Linked DNA regions of Homo sapiens: region 2 is linked to region 1. A link is an interaction called in ENCODE POLR2A ChIA-PET data of the cell type or tissue named here. Cell type or tissue: GM12878. All regions are shown on one strand. Each heading gives the region's core, and the rest is flanking DNA. Links, peaks and the distances in the headings are about the cores only. Region 1 overlaps MKRN2 (makorin ring finger protein 2). Region 2 holds the start of LINC02022 (long intergenic non-protein coding RNA 2022).

Region 1 (6,343 bases), core at 931-5,930:
GTAAGCATGGCGATAAAGACATTTGCTTCCAAATGGGCAGGTCCCCTTGCCTTGCTCAAAGTATTTACAGGCTTTTTTCCTGAAAAGCAGAAAGAAAAAGTCAAGAGGCTGGTGGGAAAATGAGGGGTCCAAACTGGGCCACTGCCTGCCTCCATCCTTACCACCCTTACGCCAGAGGTAGGTCAGCCTCACATTCTAGGTGGGGCAGCTGAGGCTGGGAGAGGTTGAGTGATTTGTCTCAGGTCACACACAGCTGGGATTCTGATTTCCAAGCAGGATAGGAAGTATCCCCACTTACCTGCAGCCTTGCAAAGGATATTAACCTGCCTGGGGACTTGCTGTGTGGAGACTGCAGTGCTCCACAGGCCCTCCGGCAGCTCCAGAGCACCTCCTGGGTCACCACAGAGCTAAGCCAGGCCTGGTCACTCCTCTGGGCACTAAGCTCTGAAGCTGGGCCACTTGTCTCTGCTCAAAGTTCCCTAGGTACCCCACCAAGCCAACTCTCCCCTTCCTCCTGGCCGCAGTGCTGTCAAGGTGGCTACAGGGAAAGCAGAGGGTTTTAGCAACTGCCTAAAGCCATAGGTCTCCTTCCAGTTTTCCTGTCTCCAACCTCGGCACCAGGGAGGGCTTCTTCACGCCTTATGTGCTTTGGACCCCTTCTCTGAACAGTGTTTTTCAATGCATAAAACATGGGTCTACAGCATACAGTGACCAAACAGTTCAAAATGTTTTCCCTCTCTCTTAATTCTACCATTCTCCCCACAGACCTCTATGTTAAGAACCCTGCCCAAGGAAACTCAATCAAATGAATTCCCATTTTGCTCAAATGAACTCTGGTTTATCCAATCATAAAGGATCCCAAACTGAAGTTAAAAAAAAAAAGATACCCAAGAATCCAGAGGGCCATCTCGGAGTACAGAGGAAGGGGAAAGTCACAGAAATAAAGCCAAACAACAGAAAGGGCACGCTGCTGTCAGGGGCAGCTGGGGTGTGTGACAGCGGGAGACAAGAACAGGGAAAGGAGGCTCCTGAATCCAGTGGTTTTCCGTCTTGTCAGATGGGATGGCCGCAGGCCGGTGGTGAAGTTCTCTGAGGACGGCTTCATAGCAGCATAAAGAAAAGCCCTCTGGCCGGGTGTGGTGGCTCACACCTGTAATTCCAGCATTTTGGGAGGCCAAGGTGGGTGGATCACTTGAGGTCAGGAGTTTGAGACCAGCCTGGCCAACACAGCGAAACCCCATCTCTACTAAAAATACACAAATGAGCTGGGTGTGGTGGCTGGCACCTGTAATCCCAGCTACTCGGGAGGCTGAGGCTGAGGCAGGAGAATTGCTTGAACCCAGGAGGTGGAGGCTGCAGTGAGCCAAGATTGTGCCACTGCACTCCAGCCTGGGAGACAGAGTGAGACTTCGTCTCACTGGGGGTGGTGGCGGGGGGGTAGGGTGGGGGGAGAGAGAACAAGCTCCCTGGCCAGCTGATCTGATTTGAGCACAGGTGGCTGGAGAGCAGGTGTGTGGACGACACATCCTCCAGGCCCCTGCTTGCCTGGAGTTCTGAGCGGACTTCAAATGACCGTGAGCAGTTTGCTCTCACCAGAGCCTGCTGGACAACTCCAGAGCATCCTAGCACACTGGCTATGAACTCGATCAGGTCAAACACATTATATACTGGTCCCCCACTCTCACAAGAATATTACTCTTTTTCCTCCCCCAGGCTTATCTGGTCACCAAGGCCAAAAGCCTCCAGTTCACTCTGACTCACTCTGTGTCCTCGGCTCTCACACCCAACTGTGTTCATTCTGTTTACAAATCACTTCCCAATCTCCCCTTCCTTTGGGTTCCCACACTTGTGGAAGCCTCTGGGGCCTGCCTGCCAGGGCCACTTCCTCACTGGCCTCCCTCCCACTCCCACCAGTTTCCACCTTCAGAGCAGCACGGAGGAGCTTCCCAACCTTTTTTTTTTCTTTAAAGAGATGAGGTCTCCCTATGTCTCCCCTGGACTTAAGCAATCTGCCCTCCTCAGCCTCCCAAAGTGCTGGGATTACAGGCATAAGCCACTGCGCCTGGCCCCAACCTGTTCTTAAAGACCATGGTCACACTGGGATTCAAGTGTCCCTTAGATTCCAGTCTGTAGGTCCCACCACATCCTTCTACACACCTGTTTCAATGCCAGGAGCCACTCCCAGTGTCCCCCAGACACAAAACCTACACCCTTCTGTGCCCATGTCCTTCCATCACTTCCCCCTACAGACAGGTGCTTCCTGCTTCATGGTTCAGGCTCCCATGCTGCTTCCCCTGGCAGCCCCCGGTGGATCCAAGTGCTTTCTCTGTTGTGATAGATGGTCCCTCATGAAGAACTGGTCACCAGCAAACCTGTATCATAATTGCCCTTTTGCAGTTTCCCATGAAGTTGTCTTACTTGGCGGGGCACAGTGGCTCACACCTATAATCCTAGCACTTTGGGAAGCTGAGGTGGGTAGATCATCTGAGGCCAGGAGTTCAAGACCAGCCTGGCCAACATGGCGAAACCCCATCCCTACTAAAAAAATACAAAAATTAGCTGGGTGTCGTGGCGCACACCTGTAATCCCAGCTACTCGGGAGGCTGAGGCAGAAGAATCACTTGAACCCTGGAGGCGGAGGTTGCAGTGAGCTGAAATCATGCCACTGCCAGCCTGGGTGACAGAGCGAGACTCGAAAGAAAAAAGAAATTGTCTTACTAATCTCTACATCCCCCAGTGGTGCTTAGCTAGAAGGTACCTGACCCATAGTGAGTACTCAGTAAATGTTTGTGGATTGCAAAAAACACAGTCATTAAAGGAAAGCAAAGCAAGGAAAGATCCAAATAGCAATAACAATCTCCAGACTGCTTTTCAGCAGAGCCCCTTTCTACAGGCTGGGACCCTTTTCTACAGGCTGGGGCCCTTTTCTACAAGCTGGGACCCCTCTGCTTGCCACGCCTTGCCCTCTTGTGGACACACAGGAAGATTGTATGAGGAAAAAATGGTAAAAAAAAAAAAAAAAAAAAAATCAAGCTTTAGTAAACTAATATGCAACATAAAGGAACCATTAAAAAAGGTAATGCATAGTTTCACTTTTAGTATGACAAGTAAACGCCTGCCATACCCAACCCTCCTGCAGATAAGTCTTAACACAAATATTTCAAGAAGACCTGAAGGCACCAGAGAATGAACAAACGCAGTTAGATTCTTTGGAGGAGTAAACACAAAGAAGAATAGCAATGGCAAAGGCTAAGTTACCTTTTTTAAAAAAGGTAGCTTTTGTGGCTCACATCTGTAATCCCAGCATTTTGGGAGGCCGAGGCAGGTGGATTGCCTGAGCTCAGGAGTTCAAGACCAGCCTGGGAAACACAGTGAAACCCTGTCTCTACTAAAATACAAAAATTAGCCAGGCGTGGCGGCATGCGCCTGTAGTCCCACCTTCTTGGGAGGCTGAGGCAGAAGTGCTTGAACCTGGAAGGCGGAGGTGGCAGTGAGCTGAGACTGTGCCACTGCACTCCAGCCTGGGCTACAAAGCAAGACTCCATCTCCAAAAAAAAAAAAAAAAAAAAAAAAAGAAGTAGCTCTTATCCTGGAGCAGGCCAAAATCATAACCACATGGGGTGGCTAAAACTCCAAGGGGAAATCCAATCTTTCTGGCCTGAAGAACTAAAAGACAAGAGTTCAAGGAAATCACAGCCATTGGAAAGTGAGGAAGCAATCCCACAAAGTAAGGGGCCTGTGAAAAAGTGCTCAAAGGCTGTGTATAAACTCTGCCCAAATCTGACTAACTCCCAAACCACACAGGAATGCGACAAAGTCAGCTACGAATGCAAAACCAGAACTGAGATCTGAACTGCTACCTGGGTTTGAGTTCAAACAATTTACCTGCCTGTTAAAAACAGCAACACTTGGCCAGGCGCAGTGGCTCATGCCTGTAATCCCAGCACTTTGGGAGGCCGAGGTGGGCGGATCACCTGAGGTCAGGAGTTTGAGACCAGCCAGGCTAACATGGTGAAACCCCGTTTCTACTAAAAATACAAAAAATTGGCCAGGTGCAGTGGTGCATGCCTGTAATCCCTGCTACTCGGGAGGCTGAGGCAGGAGAATCGCTTGAACCCGAGAGGCAGAGGTTGCAGTGAGCCGAGATTGTGCCACTGCACTCCAGCCTGGGCAACAAGAGTGAAACTCCGTCTCAAAAAAAAAAAAATCATCACTTTACAGATAAACCATAACAGAATCCTAAGTCTCTCTACAATGTAATATTTACAATGTCAAGGATAAAATCTAAAATTACTAGACATACGAAGAATCAGGAAAATGTGATCCATTCTTAAAAGACAACAGAGGTCAACTTCAAGATAACAAGGATTTCAAAGTAGCTGCTACAACTATGTTCAAGGAGATGAAAAGAAAAAAAGATTGAAAAAGAATGAATATCCCCAGAGATCTATGAACAATATAAAAAAACTATCATAAACGGAAGTAGAGTCCCAGCAGGAAAAGAAAAAAACAAGACAGAAAAAAAGTTAATGAAACAATAGCTAAAATTTCGCTCATCTTGGGGAGTGACATAAGCGTAGAGAAAAACCACTCCACTCCTAGGCAAAATATCAACATGCTGACAACCAGGATAAAGAGGAACATTTGAGGCCGGGCACGGTGGCTCATGCCTGTAATCCCAGCACTTTGGGAGGCCGAGGCAGGAGGATCACTTGAGCCTAGGAGTTCAAGACCAGCCTGGGCTACATGGCGAAACCTTGTCTCTACCAAAAAAAATTAGCCAATTAGCTGGGCATGGTGGCGCACACTACTGGTGGCCCCAGCTACTCAAGAGGCTCCTGCTTGAGCCCAGGAGGCTGAGGCTGCAGTGAGCTGAGATTGCACCACTGCACTCCAGCCTGGGCAACAGAGTGAGACCCTATCTCACCGAAAAAAAAAAAAAAAAAAAAAAAACACCAAAACTAAACAGGTCCACATCACCATGTCCTTGCTCATTGCTGCATCCCAGAGCCCAGCATGGTGCCTGAGAGAAGGAAGAGAGGAAGAGGCCCCTAAGACCACACTCCTGGGAAGGAGAACGAGGACACGGGCTGACAGCAGAGCCAGGCAGGCAGCAGGGGCACGTCGAAACTCAAAAGCACTTACCCCATCCCCTGTTTGAAAGCTTCAATCAACTCGTTCTTTTTATTCTGATCTTCCACCCAATACACACTTGGAATTACAAACTCTGATATCACACGGCATTCTGGACAAGACCTGAAATAAGAATTAGATTACTAAGGGAGAAGTCATGTTACGAAGCCTGGGCACACTCTCTGCTAAACCTCTTGCTCAACTGCCTCACCACTACAGGCATTTCCTTCACCAGAAATTCCAAAAGATGAAATCACAATCATCCAAGAACCTTATTTACTATTAACAAAATAGGGTTTCCCAATGAGAACACATGGACACATGTGGGGGAACATCACACACCGGGGCCTGTCGGTGCAGGGGCAAGGGGAGGGAGAACATCAGCACAAACAGCTAATGCATGCATGGCTGAAAACCTAGGTGATGGGTTGAGAGGTGCAGAAAACCACCGTGGCACATGGATACCCATGTAACAAAGCTACACATTCTGCACATGTACCCCAGAACTTAAAGCAAAAAAAATACACACACACACACACACACACACACACACACACACACACATATATGGTTTCCTCAACAAAAAAGACAGATGAAATAACCCTCATACATTGCTGGTGAGAATGTAAAAGGGTGCAGCCACTTTGAACAGAGTCTGGCAGATTCTCCAACAGTTTAATGTAGAGTTATTATACCATAAAACCTAGCAATCCCACGCCCAGGTGTATACCCAAGAGAAATGAAAACACATGCCCACATGCTGTGTTCACAAATGTTGACAGCAGCATTATTCATAATAGTTGCAAAGTTAAAACAGCCTAAATGTCCACTAGCTGAGGAATGGATAAGGGAAATGTGCTGCGTCCATACAATGGAACATATTCCGCCAGGAGAAGGGGACTCTGGCACATGCTACAGTCGGGATGAACTCTGACAACACTATGCTCAGTGAAAGGGGCCAGGCACAAAAGGCCCCAAATTCTATGATTCCATTTATAAGAAGTGTCCAGAATAGGCAACTCTGTAGAGACAGAAAGCGGATGAGTGGTGAGTTAAATTGTGGGCTTTTATCTCAATAGAGCAGTTGTTTCACCACACGATTTTAGGCAAATTACTTGACCCCCGCACCCCAGGCCTGTTTCCTAATCTGTAACTGAGGAGGGTCTTTGAGGGAATGAGATGAGCGGACAGATGTGGAGTTCTGAACAGT
Region 2 (6,343 bases), core at 724-5,723, 310 kb before region 1:
CAGGGTAGAAATCAGCCTTAAAAACAATGCATGAGAAAGTGACTTGATAATGCTAGAAGCTGCAATTCCCAATGTAGACATGACAGGAGTATCTATGCACCACATAAAACAGCAGTCTTCAAAAAACGGAAACTGCAGGATAGGTAGGAATAAAAAAACACATTCATAAAGGTTAACATTGCCACTCTGAATCCAAGACAGGTTAAGAGGCCAAAATGAAATTATCTAGAAGCCTTCAGTTTCTCATGGATATGATACCAAGCATTGCGCTTCAATAACAGAGAAAACACCTTTCCAACCTCCCTTGAAACGTTTATGGAAACTTGCCACATATTAAGACACAAAGGAAACTTCAGTAATTCCACAAAGCAGAGAGAATCTAAACATATTCTCTAATCACAGTACAGTAAAACTAGAAATTAAAGACTCAAAAATTCCCTACTGGAAATGTTACTAACTCTATTAAATTACTCTTGGGTCAGAGGACAAATACAAACCACAACCATAGAATTTGTTCAAAATGGTAACACCTTGTATCAGAATCCATGATGCAATTAAAGCAATGAGGCAAAGAAAATTACATCCAAAATGAAAAAGAAACATCAAATGCAAAATTAGGAAAAGATTAAAGTAAACAAAGGAGAAACAGTTGCAAAATAACAAGCAAGGCTGGGTGTGGCAGCTAATGCCTGTAATCTCAGCACTTTGAGAGGCTGAGGCAGGCACACTGCTTTGAGACCAGGAGTTCGAGACCAGCTTGGCCAACATGGTGAAACCCCATCTCTGCTAAAACTACAAAAATTAGCCGGGCATGGTGGCTCACACCTGTGATCCCAGCTACTTGGGAAGCTGAGGCAGGAGAATCGATTGAACCTGGGAGGTGGAGGTTGCAGTGAGCTGAGATAGCACCACTGCACTTCAGCCTGGGAGACAGAGTGAGACTCCTCCTCAAAAAAAAAAAAAAAAAAAAAAAAAATCAGAACAAAGAAATAGTAAAGCTTATGAACAAAAAGCTGGTCTTGGAAAAGAAAAAAGAAAGTAGACAAACCTCTAGCTAACCAAATCAAGGTGACAAGAAAACGAAACACCAAAAATGAGAAACCAACACAGGACTGAATATTGAAGTGGAAAAAATGTTTAGAGTGATGATACTTTGAACGACTTTATGCAAATAAATTTGAAATGAATAATTAGCCAAAAGTGACTCAGGAGAAAAAGAAATCTTAAACAAATTCCCATGAGAGAAATAGAAAATGTAATTAACGGCTTAACTAGCCCATTTTGTTTCACAGGGAATTCTTCTGACCTTCACAACCAGATAATCTCACTGTTACAACTGTTTCTGATCACAGCAAAGGAAGGAAAACTTCCCAATGCTTTTTCTTGTCTTTTCTTTTTTGAGACGGAGATTCACTCGTCACCCAGGCTGGAGTGCAATGGTGCCATCTCAGCTCACCGCAACCTCCACCTCCCCAGTTCAAGTGATCCTCCTGCCTCAGCCTCCCCAGTAGCTGGGATTACAGGCATGCACCACCATACCCAGCTAATTTTGTATTTTTAGTAGACACAGGTTTTCTCCATGTTGGTAGGGCTGATCTCAAACTGGCGACCTCAGGTGATCTGCCCACCTCGGCCTCCCAAAGTGCTGGGATTACAAAGGTGAGCCACTGCACCTGCCTCCCAATGCTTTTTATGCAGTGATTTTGGCACTGTTTTCTAGACCTGATAAAAGTTACATAAATACAAAGCTGCATGTCACCAATAGAAAATTGTGAATCACATATCACACATATCAAACATCTAGTAGCATATTCCATATAAACTAATATACCTCATGACCAAATAGCATTTTACATCAGTAATGCAAGAACTGTTCAATATTAGGAAATCCATCATCTTAACTAAGATAAGAAAAACCAAGTGATCATTTCCCTGGCTGACAAAAGGGCTTCAACAAAATCCAGAACGAATTCCTGGTATATAAAACACTTAAATAAGTGGATACTTTTTTGGGAATGATAGAGTATACCTGAGTTCAAAAGCCAGAATTTAATTGAATGGAGAAACAGTGAATGCATTCTGTGCAAATCAGGGAAAAGACATGGTAAGCATCTTCACTTCTCTGTGACACTGTGTTGAAGGGTTCAGCCAATGCAATCAGATGCAGTTAGAGGCATCTGAATCAGAAAGGAAGAGGTGAATTTTTTTTTCTTTTTTTTTTTTTTTGAGACAAGAGTCTTGCCCTCTCACCCAGGCTGGAGTTCAGTGGTGCAGTCACAGCTCACGGCAGCTTCAACCTCCTGGGCTCAAGTGTTTCTCCCGCCTCATTCAGCCCAGTAGCTGGGACTACAGGTGTGCACCACCACCCCCGGCTAATTTTTATTTTTAGTAGAGATGAGGTCTCGCTATGTTGCCCAGGCTGGTCTCAAACTCCTAAGCTCAAGCGATCCTCCCACCTCAGCCTCCCAAAGTGCTAGGATTACAGGAATAAGCTACTGTGCCCCACCAAAGAGGCAAATTATTTCTATTTGCAGATGATACAACAGCATTTCTGGAAATCCCAAGAAATCAATGAAAAAGTTAAGGCACAATGAGGAAACTCAGCAAGATGACTGAAAAGCAAATTAATGTATATGAATCAATAGACATTAATAAGTTTAAAAGAATAATAAAAGGAAAAAAGAATGCATGTACAAGATAAAATTTTTACAAAAGATATATAGGAGCTGGGCATGGCGACACACCATAATCCTAGCACTTTGGGAGGCTGAGGCAGGAGCATCACTTGAGTCTAGGAATTTGGGGCCAGCCTGGGCAACATAGGGAGACCTCATCTCTCCTAAAAATAAAAAACATTAGCTGGACATGGTGGCTCACGGCTGTAGTCCCAACTACCTGGGGGGCTGAGGCAAGAGAATAGCTCGAGGCCAGGAGGTTAAGACTGCAGTGAACCATGATTGCACCACTGCACTCCAGCCTGGGTGACAGAGAGACCATGTCTCAAAAAAAGGAAAAAGATAACTAGGAATAACTTCAAAAAATAATGACAAGTGAGGAAAAGATTAAAACACTGAGAAATATACCGAGTTTTAAGATAACACAATTTAACATACAGATGTCAATACTTCTCAGTTTTTTTAAAAAAATGGAGCTAGTCAAGATTATTTTCAATTCCAGTTTTGACAAGGCAAGACTCTCCAGGAAAATCAGTCTTTTTTGTTTGTTTTTAGAGTTAGTGGTACATCCAGACATCACTGCAGCACACTAGAAAGCTTCTGTCATTAAACCTGCAGTATTGGTATGTGCGGATTCAGACGAGCTGAACAGAATGGAAAGTCCAGAAACAGACTCCATAAAATGGAAACTTAGGATACAGTGAAGATGGCGTGACAAATCACTGGAGAAACGGCAGACCCCTAAATAAAAGGGGTGTCAGTTACCTTTTGCTACAAAGCCAAACACCGCAAAACTTCCTAGCTTAGAGCCACGGTAACAATGGTTTCTCATCACACTCAGGGTTGTTTGGGCCGCTCCTCTGGTCCCGAGGCTCGCTCTCACTGGAGGAGTGGAAGCAGCCCTTGGAATGGCGGAGACCGTGTCAGATGCCCCAGATGGCAGTTGCTGCAGCCAGCAGGCTGGGGCTGGCAGGCATGGGAATGTGAGACAGGACTGGCAAGCAGGACGTCCCTCGGGTGCTGGCAGACAGGGCATTGCATGTGGGAAGTCACCCCCATGGAACCCTGCTTGCCCACGGCAGCTGCAGATGGGAAGAGAGCGCTGCCCAGTGCAACCAGGAGGGATGCCCCTTCTTCCCGTAGCACCCCCAGTGTCACCTCTGCTAACTGGCAGAGGAGAACATTGACAAAGTCCAATGCCATGATCACAGAGCAAGGCGGTGAACAGTGGCTTTGGAGCTGAGAGACAAAAAGGCTCTAACCCAGCTACCATATGACACTCAGCTTCCACATGCACCTTCCACGCACATGTGAAATTCAGAACAAGCAAGCAGCCTTGTGTTTCCACCTCCCAAGATACAGCCACACTTCAGATCACGAAGGGGTTTTCTCACCCCTTGCCCACAATGAGGCACAGTCCCTCAGTCACTGTGTATGGGGTGGTGGGGGGGCGGGGCTCTGAGTGACTCCTCAGATTCCATCACAGCGCTGCTGAATATTCTGTTCCCTGAAGACTAAATTGTAACGTTACCTATCGACACCTGTATAGAAAGTGAAAAATGGAAAGAAGGAAATAGCACAAACCAACTAACACGTGTGTAACCGGGAAAGTGAAAGTGAGTAAAGCTACTGCAGCCCTCCCTTTGCTAATGGAAGGCACAGCTGTGGGTAATGTCTGTGGCTTCCTTCTTCCCAAACCCATTCCATTGTCCCCTGCCCTCATACAGACCTAAGCCGGTCAAGTTTCTTTAAAATTGGTTTTATAGAGAAACCGTCACCCAGGCTGAAGTGCAGTGGCAAAATCATGGCTCACTGTAACCTTGAACTCCTGGGCTCAAGTGATCTGCCCACCTTGGCCTCCTGAAGTGCCGGGATTACGGGCATGAATCCACTGCACCTGGCCTCAAGTTTCTCCTATGTGGGGTGTGACTGAAACCATCATTCCTAAGGACTCTGATTCTTCAACTGTCCTTTTTTGGCTGCTAGAATTTCCCACGAGCCATTACCATTGGGTATGGATATACCAGAGAAGCCCCTGGGTTCTTGTCCCCATTGCGTAGCAAAGCCTTGGTGACTGGGATCACTCTCTCCAGCTAGTAGAGAAACCCTTTTGCCTCCCATTGCTTCAGTGGCCTGGGGAGCCCCACATGGCCAGGGGAAAGTCTCATCTTCCAATGCACTGGAACCATGCCAGATTTCCTCTGGGGAAGCATTCCCTCGTAGAAACTAAGACCTCCAAACAAGCAGAACTCAAAGTTTCTGGGGCAGGAAGCAAACATTCCGTGCAAGGGTTACTAGGTAAGAGCATGAGAGGAGCCCCTGCCACCTGCACCCCCAGCTGCAGACCCCTGCTGGGGAGGAGACAGCACCACGTGGTGGTCTCTGGCTCACAGCATGCACCGCTCCCTGTAAGGCAGAGCCCTGGCCTTCTAAGGCCATGTCCCCAGGTGGCTGTGTGCTGTGGCTGCAGTGACCCATTCCACCTCTACATTAAGCTGCTGCTGTCTGGTGACGGTGGATGGATAGGAAGACAAGTTACAGTTTGAGTTTTTGTTCCTCCTTGGGGGCTTAATTGTAGGTTTTGAACATGTAAAATACTTGCATGGCTCACAAGTCAAAACCCCATGCAAAGATATTTTCATCCCCTCCCCCCTTCTTACCGCACCCCGCAGAGCTCTATGCTCATCATTTTTGTGAGTTCCCAGGTTCATCGTGCCCTGTTTCCGTTCGCAAAATTAAGGAAAGATGTTCAGACACCGTCGCCTGGCCGTTCATACACAAAACAACTCGCGCTGTGTGTGCTGCCCCACTTCCTGCCACTTCACTAATGGCCGCCCATTACCCATTTGTTGACTGTCAGCTCCAAACCTCCCCGTCCTTCCCTCGCTGTGTGAGGACAAGGCTGAACTCCGTGTCATTTGCCAGCTGGCCAGTACCCTTCAGCCCAGATCTCTATGCCAAGCAGTCTGAAATCCTTCTGAGCAACCACTACACCACCTCCGAGGTCAGGGTCTTTGGTGTCCCAGAGGTTCTGGAGAACTTGGAGGTGAGTGGCATCTGCATGCCTCAGGACAGGCCGGAGTCAAGGGCGTCAGGAAGGGCCTGGAGGAAGAGGGAATGTGGCATGGATGTCCTGGGCCAGTTCTCTTTAAAATTTATTTTTACAATTAGAATTTTTAAATTGAAGTACTCTTTTTCCGTAGCACTACTGCTCTCTCTCAGGCTGCGTGATTGTATTAATTGTTCCGACCTCTGCTGGTCTTCCCCAGCTACAAGTTAAGCTTGTGGGGGCAGCACTGAGAACCCAAAAAAGGCGCCAGTGAGCATGTGGTGCGTGGCATGGCAGAATTCGGTGCAGGAGCGTCTGCCACACAGCAGGGAAGAAAGCCCTAATCCCTGCTGGGACAAGTCCCCTCTCTCCAGGCCTCACTTCCTCCATGACTAAGTCACGGGGTGGGATTGGTGGGTGAATGATCCCTCAGGCCCAGAGCCTGGCAGGCTGGGAAGAGTTCTGGGGTGAGAGAACCAAGGAGTTCCTCAGCATTTCCGCCTGCTCCTTCCTCCTGCCTTACTGCAGCCCGCGTGACCGCGTGTTCTCCCGAAAAGGCAGGGAATGCTCAGCATGGCTGATGAGGGAGGAGGGCCAGCCCGCTGGCAGCTGCTGGAGA

Evidence for each region. Peaks named below come from ENCODE experiments on the same cell type or tissue, not always from the same donor. Only the 100,000 strongest peaks of a DNase experiment are listed, where the experiment ranks them.
Region 2: POLR2A ChIA-PET joins it to region 1 with 13 read pairs; 3 of 35 experiments call an interaction of 5 or more read pairs at or near these places.

The regions. Positions count from the first base shown.
Region 1 is chr3:12,575,544-12,581,886 of GRCh38, reverse strand. MKRN2 (makorin ring finger protein 2) reads right to left here. Exons shown (of 8, transcript NM_014160.5): 6 at 5,146-5,256; 7 at 1-79. Among named protein-coding and RNA genes, the nearest start is that of MKRN2, 22 kb to the right of the region's middle. In GM12878, for the core only: no CTCF peak of the experiment used is centred there; no DNase peak of the experiment used is centred there.
Region 2 is chr3:12,884,237-12,890,579 of GRCh38, reverse strand. LINC02022 (long intergenic non-protein coding RNA 2022) reads left to right here and starts at 5,369. Exons shown (of 3, transcript NR_136189.1): 1 at 5,369-5,721. The region is part of intron 4 of LOC105376956 (a long non-coding RNA gene); the gene reads right to left. RefSeq lists enhancers at 5,310-5,399, 5,490-5,619. In GM12878, for the core only: no CTCF peak of the experiment used is centred there; no DNase peak of the experiment used is centred there; H3K4me3 peaks cover 638 bases; H3K27ac peaks cover 2,493 bases.